Regions from separate parts of the Mus musculus genome. Here region 2 is linked to region 1. The links are chromatin contacts, found by Hi-C or POLR2A ChIA-PET in ENCODE. All regions are on one chromosome and are shown on one strand. The core of a region is the stretch at or near the end of the contact, and the rest is flanking DNA. Distances in the headings are between cores, read along the strand shown.

Evidence for each region. Hi-C counts contacts between places; a loop is a spot of excess contacts on that map. ChIA-PET counts read pairs that join two places held with the same protein, here RNA polymerase II (POLR2A).
Region 2: a loop to region 1 is called in a map of left cerebral cortex, with 2.1 times the contacts of the local background. The contact joins the promoter of Ak1 here to the enhancer-like site in region 1. A Hi-C loop is called at or near these places in 15 of 37 maps with a recorded cell type or tissue (CH12.LX, T-helper 17 cell, adrenal gland and 3 more). POLR2A ChIA-PET finds 5 or more read pairs at or near these places in 3 of 5 experiments (Patski and embryonic stem cell).

What each region holds. Positions count from the first base shown.
Region 1 is chr2:32,581,143-32,585,232 of GRCm38, forward strand. Pip5kl1 (phosphatidylinositol-4-phosphate 5-kinase-like 1) reads left to right here. Exons shown (of 10, transcript NM_198191.3): 10 at 2,131-2,641. The coding sequence ends at 2,398. Among named protein-coding and RNA genes, the nearest start is that of St6galnac4, 3.9 kb to the right of the region's middle. Within about 2 kb of position 2,434, at least 1 of the 3 ENCODE cell types and tissues checked has a DNase peak (open chromatin) inside an H3K27ac peak, as active enhancers do; it is heart, where a contact is called at or near this core.
Region 2 is chr2:32,622,544-32,626,913 of GRCm38, forward strand. Ak1 (adenylate kinase 1) reads left to right here and starts at 2,894. Exons shown (of 7, transcript NM_001198791.1): 1 at 2,894-2,995.

The sequences.
Region 1 (4,090 bases), core at 1,184-3,683:
TTAATCCCAGCACCCAGGAAACAGAGCCAGGTAGATCTCTAAGTTCAAGGTCAGCCAGAGCTACATATAGTGAGACCCTGCTCAAACAACACCAACTCAAAACTCAAGCGCATTGGTCTCGTGTAGGACAGAGAAAGTTAGGGATGAGGGTGGCCTCGGCTCTCAGGCAATTTCTATTCCTGCTCCATCTATGGAAGAGGCCCTTGGCCTGGAGGAGACTTGAGTAGGATACAGTGATGGCTCCCCACACAGTCACAGCCCAGCCATGTCTGGATCAGATGATAAAGTGTCTGCCATGGTACAGGATCGCTCAAGCTCAGCTTTTACCTGCTGCTGATGCGTAGCGCAGAGCACTGCTGTCATTGGTCCAGTAAGTTCCAGTTTGCACAGAATCGTCATCATGTTGAAATATTTCCCAACAGGCTCTTCATCGCTGCCCCACACACTCCCTCTGGAAGCTTAGGCTCTTCTGACACTGTTTTTTGATTAGTTGAGACTGTAGCGGGGCTTGTCTCTCATTGGCTGACTTATTTTCTAGAGCCCGCCCCTCCCGTGATTGGCATAAAGAAAGCCCTATAGCAGTGGCTCTCGATCCCTTTAGGGGTTGCATATAAATGCAAATATTTCCATTACGATTCAGAACAGTAGCAAAATTACAGTTATGAAGCAGCAATGAAATAATTCTATGGTTGGGGTCACCACAGCACGAGGAACTGTAGCGTCCCCTGCAGGATGAGGTAGAGAAATTGAACTTGCTTCGGCTGACTGGGATTTAGTGGTCAGGAACCTGCCCGCAAGAATACACTTGAGGGAAATCACAGCGCTACAAACTGGGATTGTTAGGCTCCTCGTTCACAGTTCTTCATCTCTGCGACCCTAAGGCTTCTAGGATGAGATTATCCCGCAAACCTGACCAAGGCCAGGTCCACATGACCCAAATGCTCCAGATCGGCCCTCCCCAACAGAAATAAAATTCAATTCAGAATATCCAGAGTCCTATGTCCCATTCATAGGCACTGGCCACAAGTCACTGCTGAGTCTTTGAAATATAAAATTACTCCCCAACCCCCATACCCTCATTTACAAAGGTTTGGGTGTTTGTTTGTTTTTTAAAAGAGGGCTGGAGTTGTTGCTCAGTTGTTAGAGTGCTTACCCAGCATGCACCATGGCCTGGGTTCTATAGAACCATATAGACTGCCCTGGGTGCCCCACACCTGTAATCCTCAGACTATTTAAAAAAAAGAAAGGAGAGAAAGAAGAAACAGGCGAGATTAGTCCTAGTATTATACACTCTCTGCTAACAGAAGTGGTACATGCCTATAATCCCAGTATTTAGAAGGTGAGGCAGGATGACCAGAAATCAAGATCATTTTTGGCTGCACAGCAAGTTCAAGACCAGTGTGAGCTACTTGTATTGAAACCCTGTCTCAAAAGCAAACAGAAGTCAGGAAGGTGGCTCACATCTTTAATCTCAGCACTTGGGAGGCAGAAGCAGACAGATAGATAGATTTCTGTGAGTTCGAGGCCAGTCTGGTCTACAAAGTGAGTTCCAAAATAGTCAAGACTGTTACACAAAAGAACCCTGTCTCAAAAAAACCAAACCAAACCAACAACAACAGCAAAAGCAAATTAATAATAATAATGATATTGAGTCAATACATTTGATTATTTTAATCTTATCAACCTAAAAGATGAGGAGATTGTTTGCTTTATCTTCAACACTGCCCTTTTTAAAGATTTTATTTCTAAATTACGTATGCATGCGCATGAGTGCGCTGTTTGCTCTCATAACCAAACGATGGCGATAAGTTACCGCCAGTTTTGAGGGGCTCTCTGCTGGGAGCTAACGCTGGTCCTCTACAAGAGCTTAAAGATGGTGGCGCCATCTGTCTCTTCAGGCAAGCCCTCACTATTGACTTTGAAGTTCAGTTTATATTGGAGCCTGCCATTTCTCATAACACTGGCTAGATTTCCGGGGCTCAGCAGCCACTTGTGGCAAGTGGCTTTGAAAGGGACGCTGCAGCTCGAGACTGTCAATTCCTTTATTCCTCAGCCCCCTAAAGTACCTAGCTCATTTGTACCTTGCTCGCTGGCTGGGAGGCGACAGCTTTATCCTATTCCCATACCTAGGTCCATACAAGGTGTGTCGAAGTCGAAGGGAACGGGGGACCAGAACTGCCGGATGCTGCCCGACCTTCCCAATGCCCTCCATATCTTGGACGGGCCAGACCAACGCTATTTTCTGGGCTTAGTGGATATGACTACCGTGTATGGGTTTCGCAAACGGCTGGAACATGTGTGGAAGATGGTACGCTATCCAGGCCAGAGCGTCTCCACTGTCAGCCCGGCTCACTACGCCCGTCGCCTCTGTCGGTGGGCAGAGGTGCACACAGAATGACTCACGTGTCTGCCTTCTTCCCTTATGGACAATGCGCCGGCAACTATTCTGCAGCTGTACCCAGGGAGCTAGCCTGCAGTTCATCCTACCAGCCACCAGAGGGAAGCACCCTCATAACTAATGCTGTGAAGACTCAGCCCCATTCGGTGACGGTGCTGTACCCTGCATAGAGCAAGGACCCTGACCCCAACCCTTAGCTCATTTACTATTAAAAAATGTTGATATTCTCTTTTTACAGACCACGAAATGGAGGTTCACGGGATGAAGGGGATGAGCAAGACCACCCAGCAATAAATGCTGGAACCAGCTTACACCATGACTTGGGCCTGGGGCCCAAGTTCCTATACACCTAGCCTCACACTATGGAGAAGGGGGAAGGGAGGGGGCACCCTTGTTCCAATAGGGAAACAAGCCCAAAAGTTTAAGGTGCAGGTTAGGAGCAAGATCAGTCCAAAATTCTAGGCTTTTCGATTCCCAGCTCTGGAATGGCTTCATCATGCCCCTCTGAGAGGCAGGTGGGTATCAAGGAGGCAGAAGCGGGCTTCCTGGAGTTGGTCTAGCAGGGAGTCCCTCAAGGGTCACTGTTGATCTTGAGTGACCTCTCAGTCAAATGGGGAAACCTCAGTGGCCAACCCAATGGTTTTGGGCTAGCCTACAGCAACCCCAACCATCTCTCTTCCTGTCTCTGGGAAACCAGCCACAGCCTCTGACTCCAGTCTGATCTAACTGTGCTCAGTGACATTTTCTTTCAAGGTGTTCTAGAACCTGGCTGTGTTTCCAGGGCATGGTGCTGCCTCCCTGCCCCTCCCTCTGCGATGTAATGTGACAAATGGGAAGAAGGGACATAGGCCTCAGGGACACAGAAGACACTGACTGTGCAGATTGTCCTGATAGCCCAGGCTATCAGCTGGGATGACACAGCTTTGGAGAGAAGCCTGGGGCCTAAGTCCTGGTGAAAGGAGCCATTACCAAAGCATCTCACCGGTTATGGCAGGAGAGAAAGGTGCCTTACTTTCTAGGCCGAGACCAGAAGGGTCATTCATGTCCTTGTTGGGTCCCAGGGCAAGGGCACAGTGAAGGTCCTGGAATTTGGGAGAAAGGGAACATCTTAGCAAGAAGTAGGGTTGTGTTAATCCCAGCACTTGGGAGGCAGAGGCAGACAGATTTCTGAGTTCGAGGCCAGCGTGGTCTACAAAGTAAGTTCCAGGACAGCCAGGGCTACACAGAGAAACCCTGTCTCGAAAAAAACAAACAAACAAACAAAAAACCAAAAAAACAAAAAACGAAAAAAAAGAAGAAGAAGAAGTAGGGTTGTGGGGCCACTGGGGAGGGGGTGAGAGATGTGCCCCAAGACTGATCAGCCAGGACCCTGGAAAAGCATCTTAATAGCTCTATTCTACTGACCCACCAGATATGGCCAGACTTTGAAAAGTGGCTAATGGGGTGGGAGTTGGGGAGGGTGAGCCGAGAGCAGGGGAGGGCTGGTTGCAGAAGAGGCTGCCCTCAGATGACCATTCCAGGAATTATCATTTTCTATCAGGACACATGGCCTGTTCTGAGTATTCTTGGGTGATTTCTCTGTGCTGGCACACCTGCAGGAATTCTTCTTGGTTGGCAAGATTATGTTCATCTTCTGATGCCACCCAGAGGTATCTAGCCAGGGACATAGGAAGGTAGCAGGGAGACAAAGTA
Region 2 (4,370 bases), core at 1,644-4,143, 42 kb after region 1:
TTTAGGAGGCAGAGGCAGGTAGGTCTTTGTGAACTTTGTTAGTTCCAGGACAGCCAGGGCTACATAGACACACCTTGGGTGGGGGGGAGGAAGAAAAAAGAAAAAGACGTTCAGGGGAGGGGTGGGAGTGAGGGTGGCTGCTGGGGATACGGATTGGTGGTTATAAGCACTTGTTCTTACAGAGGACCCGAGTTCGAGTCCAAATACCCACGCGGTAGCTCACAACTGGGGCTGCCACTTGGTGCTTAAGAGTCACCTGAGATTCCATTTCCAGAGACTCCAAAGCCTTCTCGTGACTTCTGTGGGCACTACACTACACATACATACATGCAGGCAAAATACACATGAAGTAAGTAAATCTAATTACACAAAAAAAAAAACTTTTTAATTAAAGCACAGAGCCGGTGAGATGACCCAGTCGGTACTGGTTGCTTCCTGTCAAGGCTGACCATCTAAATTAGATCCCTGGAATTCACACAGTGGAAGAAGAGGACCGGCCCTTGCAAGTTGTCCTTTGATCTCCACGAGTGTGCTATAGCACATGTGAGCCCACACATTCATGTGCCCCCACACACACAATGAATGTGAAAGAGAAAAAAAAATAGAAGAGAGCCTGTGGATACAGCCCAGTTGATATAGAGCTTACTTCGCAGAAAGAAGTTTCTGGCTCCATCCTTAGCACCAAGAAAACTGGGCATGGTGGAGTGTGCCTGTAATCCCAGCAACCCAGCAGGCAGAAGGATCCAAAGAGATGTGTGAGATTAGGTCTCAAAGGGAAAAGGGGAGAGGAAGAGGAAGGAGAGGGGACAGGAAGGGGGAACACGTCTGGTCTGCCCAGCTCCACGGGGGACACGGCAGGAGAGGCACCCTGAGCCAAGGCACGTCCATGTTAGGGTGCCTCTTCTTTATCTTTTAATTTTTTTTAGATTTTTGTGTATATGAGTGTTTTGCTGGCATGGATACCTGTGTGCCATGTGTGTGCCTGGTGCTGTCGGAAATCAGCTCCCCTGGAAATGGAGTTAACAGTTGTGAGCTACCATGTGGGTGCTGAGAATCGAATTAGAGTCCTCTTTAAGATCAAGTCAGCTTTTTCAGATAGAGCGTCTCTGTGTAGCCCTGGCTGTCCTGAAACCCTCTATATACACCAGGCTGGTCTGAAATTGATACCCCTAGGATGACCTTGAATTTCTTTTTTTTTCTTTTTTTTTTAAAGATTTCTATATTATATGTAAGTACACTGTAGCTGTCTTTAGACTACCCAAAAGAGGGCATCAGATCTCATTACAGATGGTTGTGAGCCACCATGTGGTTGCTGGGATTTGAACCTGGGACCTTCAGAAGAGCAGTCAGTGCTCTTAACCACTGAGCCATCTCTCCAGCCCCAGCTCACTCTTCCTTTGACCTCATCCTTCCCTCTTGGCTTTGTTACTGTTTCTTCTCCTTGAGCTGAGGGCTTGCCTCAGTTCTAATTCTCCAGCCTTTTTCTTTTTCCAACCGCTGAGCCATCTCTCCAACCCCAGACCTGGAATTTCTGATCCCCTTCTGTATCCCTCTAGTACCAGGATCATAGGTTCAAGCTGCCTTATCCAGTACACATGGCGTGAGCCCAGGGCTTCCTACACTGGGCACTACTCTCACCAAGTTCCATCACCTCTATCCAGCCTGCATTCAGAATCATTTTTATTCAGGTGAGATTGGACCTGGGCAGGTGTGCATCATGTCTCTCACAGGTGCCTGCTACCCCAGCAAGTGAGGTTTCCCTTCTCACCCAGAGCTGCTCTGAGTGAGTAGCAGCTCCCATGCACCCTTCTGTGCTATGGCCCCAGTCAGTCCCCGCCACTGGGCTTAAGAACCTTCCTGTGTAAATCCTGTTCCTGAATGGGTTTCTGATGTAGGAGCTGATAAAATCAATCTGCTTTCCCCGAAAGTTGTGCAATGCACACACCAGCCTAAGTATTGGGAGTAGCCTTTCAGGCCAGCACAGGACAGATGGCCCAGTCCATCTGCCCCCACAGTGGCAGGACCTTGGTATGCAGGCTGCTACTGGTGTTCAGGCACCACCCAAACTGGTTGTCTGTGGCTCCCAAGCATTTACAAAAGTTTCCAGTTTCACCCTATTTTGCTGTTCGGAGCCATGCTTTGGAGGCCTTATGTGAGCCGATCCCTCTGTCCTGCTATGCTTTGAGCACCAGCACCCTGTACCACTTCTCCTGTAGAGAGCTCCCTAATTAGGCACATGGCTTTCCACACGGGGAGTCTCAGGTGGCCTCTGGGTCCTGCTCTGTGCTTAGGGGTTCCCTGGGCACAGCTGGAGTCTGCTGTTGGCATCATCGTGCTCCACCGGGTACTCAGAAATGAGAGTCCTCATTCTTAGCAAACCCCAATCTGGATACACAAAGCTTTCTGAGTGTTCTTTCTCCATGTTCAACCATGGAGAGTTCAAGGCTGGCTTATCATCTACCTAGCCACCAGATAGTCAGGATCCAGGAGGAGCTCAAAGAGTCATTTCCAATAGGGGAGATGTCTCAGGGTAGGGGGTCTCAGAGCCTGAGGATGGTGACCCTGGAACAACAAAGTTTACACCCTGGTCCCCCTCCCTCCTTACTTCCCTGGTCTGGTCTCCTTGATTAAACGCTGAGATTAAACACACCAACTTGTCTGAGCATCAGCTGACCCAGCTAAAGAACCCTTGTCTGTGGAGAGTCGTGCGGGCATAGAGTGGTGGCAGACACACTGTGTGCAGGTTTAGTCCCAGGGAGTGCCTGGTGGGGACGCTCACTCCTAAGCTTTCCATGAGAGTTCCTGCTTTCTTCTCTCTCCTCCTCCTTCCCCCGGCTCCCTCCCTCCTCCCTTCTCTCTGCCATCTCGCCAGAGTGCTGGCTCCCAGCATGCCATGCGTGCGCGCTGACAGCCTTATAAATAGTCGCCTTTGCAGGCGGCTGAGAGGACAGGCAGGGCACTCACTGGCCCCAGCGCCCACCACACCCTCCCCCAGGTCAGTGTGTGTCTGCTCCATTGTCTGCCCGCGTGGAAGCCTCTAAGAGGTGTGGGGAGACATCACCTGTGGGAAGGTGGGGTTGCTGGTATCAGGCTACCCTTGGGTTCTGTGTGTCTTGAATGTTTGTATCCATGGTTATGAGCTGTGTGTGTTTGCATGTGTATCCTATCAGCTATCAGCTCTGGGTGCATGTACCCTGTGGCAATGTGTGTGCATGTGTGCTCAAGTGTGTGTGTGTGTGTGTGTGTCCTGGTACTCTCAGCTTCCCAGACCCTCTTTGTCCCAGCTGGTATTCCTGGGGCTTCAGTTCCACCCATGCCCTTGGCAATTCTGTGCTGAGGCCCTAAGGGACAAGGGAAGGACAGAGGCCTATCTCCTTGTCCCAGAGGACCTGGATAGGGTCAGCCTGTGTGTTCACAAGAATTGTAATGCCACCAAGTGTTGTGAGGATCTGGGGCTCCTGGATGTTGGAGCTCTGCCAGCACCTCCTGCCCAATCAGGGGCTCCGCAGGAACCCTCCTGCCTGACTCACAGGTCCACTCAGCTTACCCAGGATGCTTCAGCATCAGCAAGGCTGGCCAGAGAGGGGACATCAGCTGCCCAAGGTCACACAGCTGAGTGATAGGGTTTGACTTGAACCCTGTCTGATAGCTAGCCTCTATGAGGGCTTTTGCTGAGCAAGCACCTGGGACAAACAGGCATAGAGATTGGGGAAGTGTGTCCCCTGGGGCCTCTGCTCCTTGAGCCACCTAGAAGACAGTCATATTAGGAGCACTGGGGCCCTGACCCAGGGAACCTTATAAGGCCTGGCTGCGTAGTCCTGTAACCTTACTCTTGTCTGGGACCCCTGGCTTTCCGGAGGCCTCCTCACGACCCAAGTTATTTTAGACCAAAGAAGCAGGTGTCTGTGGGACAGAGGGACTCAGGTTACCAGGAGGGGTGGGGCATGTAGAGGGGAGTGATCTCCTAGGACATGCTGGTGGCTGTCCAGGCCCTGGGACACTCCTCCCCCCCTGGGCAGCTGCCGAAGGACTTGGCAGCCCCATGCCTCCTCCTGCACACTCTGTAGGCTTAGAGGCTGCAGCTCAGGCCATGGGTCTCAAGGTTCTTGTGTGTTTGGGGGTGCCAGGCTTGAGCTTGACCCCAGCCAGAGTCTGGAGCTAGTCTGTGTCCCTCCCCCAAGCCCAATTCCCTCCCCAGATGGCAGGCAGGGTGGAATGAGAGTCCCAGGCCAGTGCTATCCTCTGCCAGGCCCAATCAGGGACAGGAACAAGATCCATGGTGCTAATGAGTGTCCTGACACCTTAAGCTGGGTACCTTGCAACTTGAAGTTCAGAGACAGCACCTGTCAATGTGGGACCCTAGGGTGCAA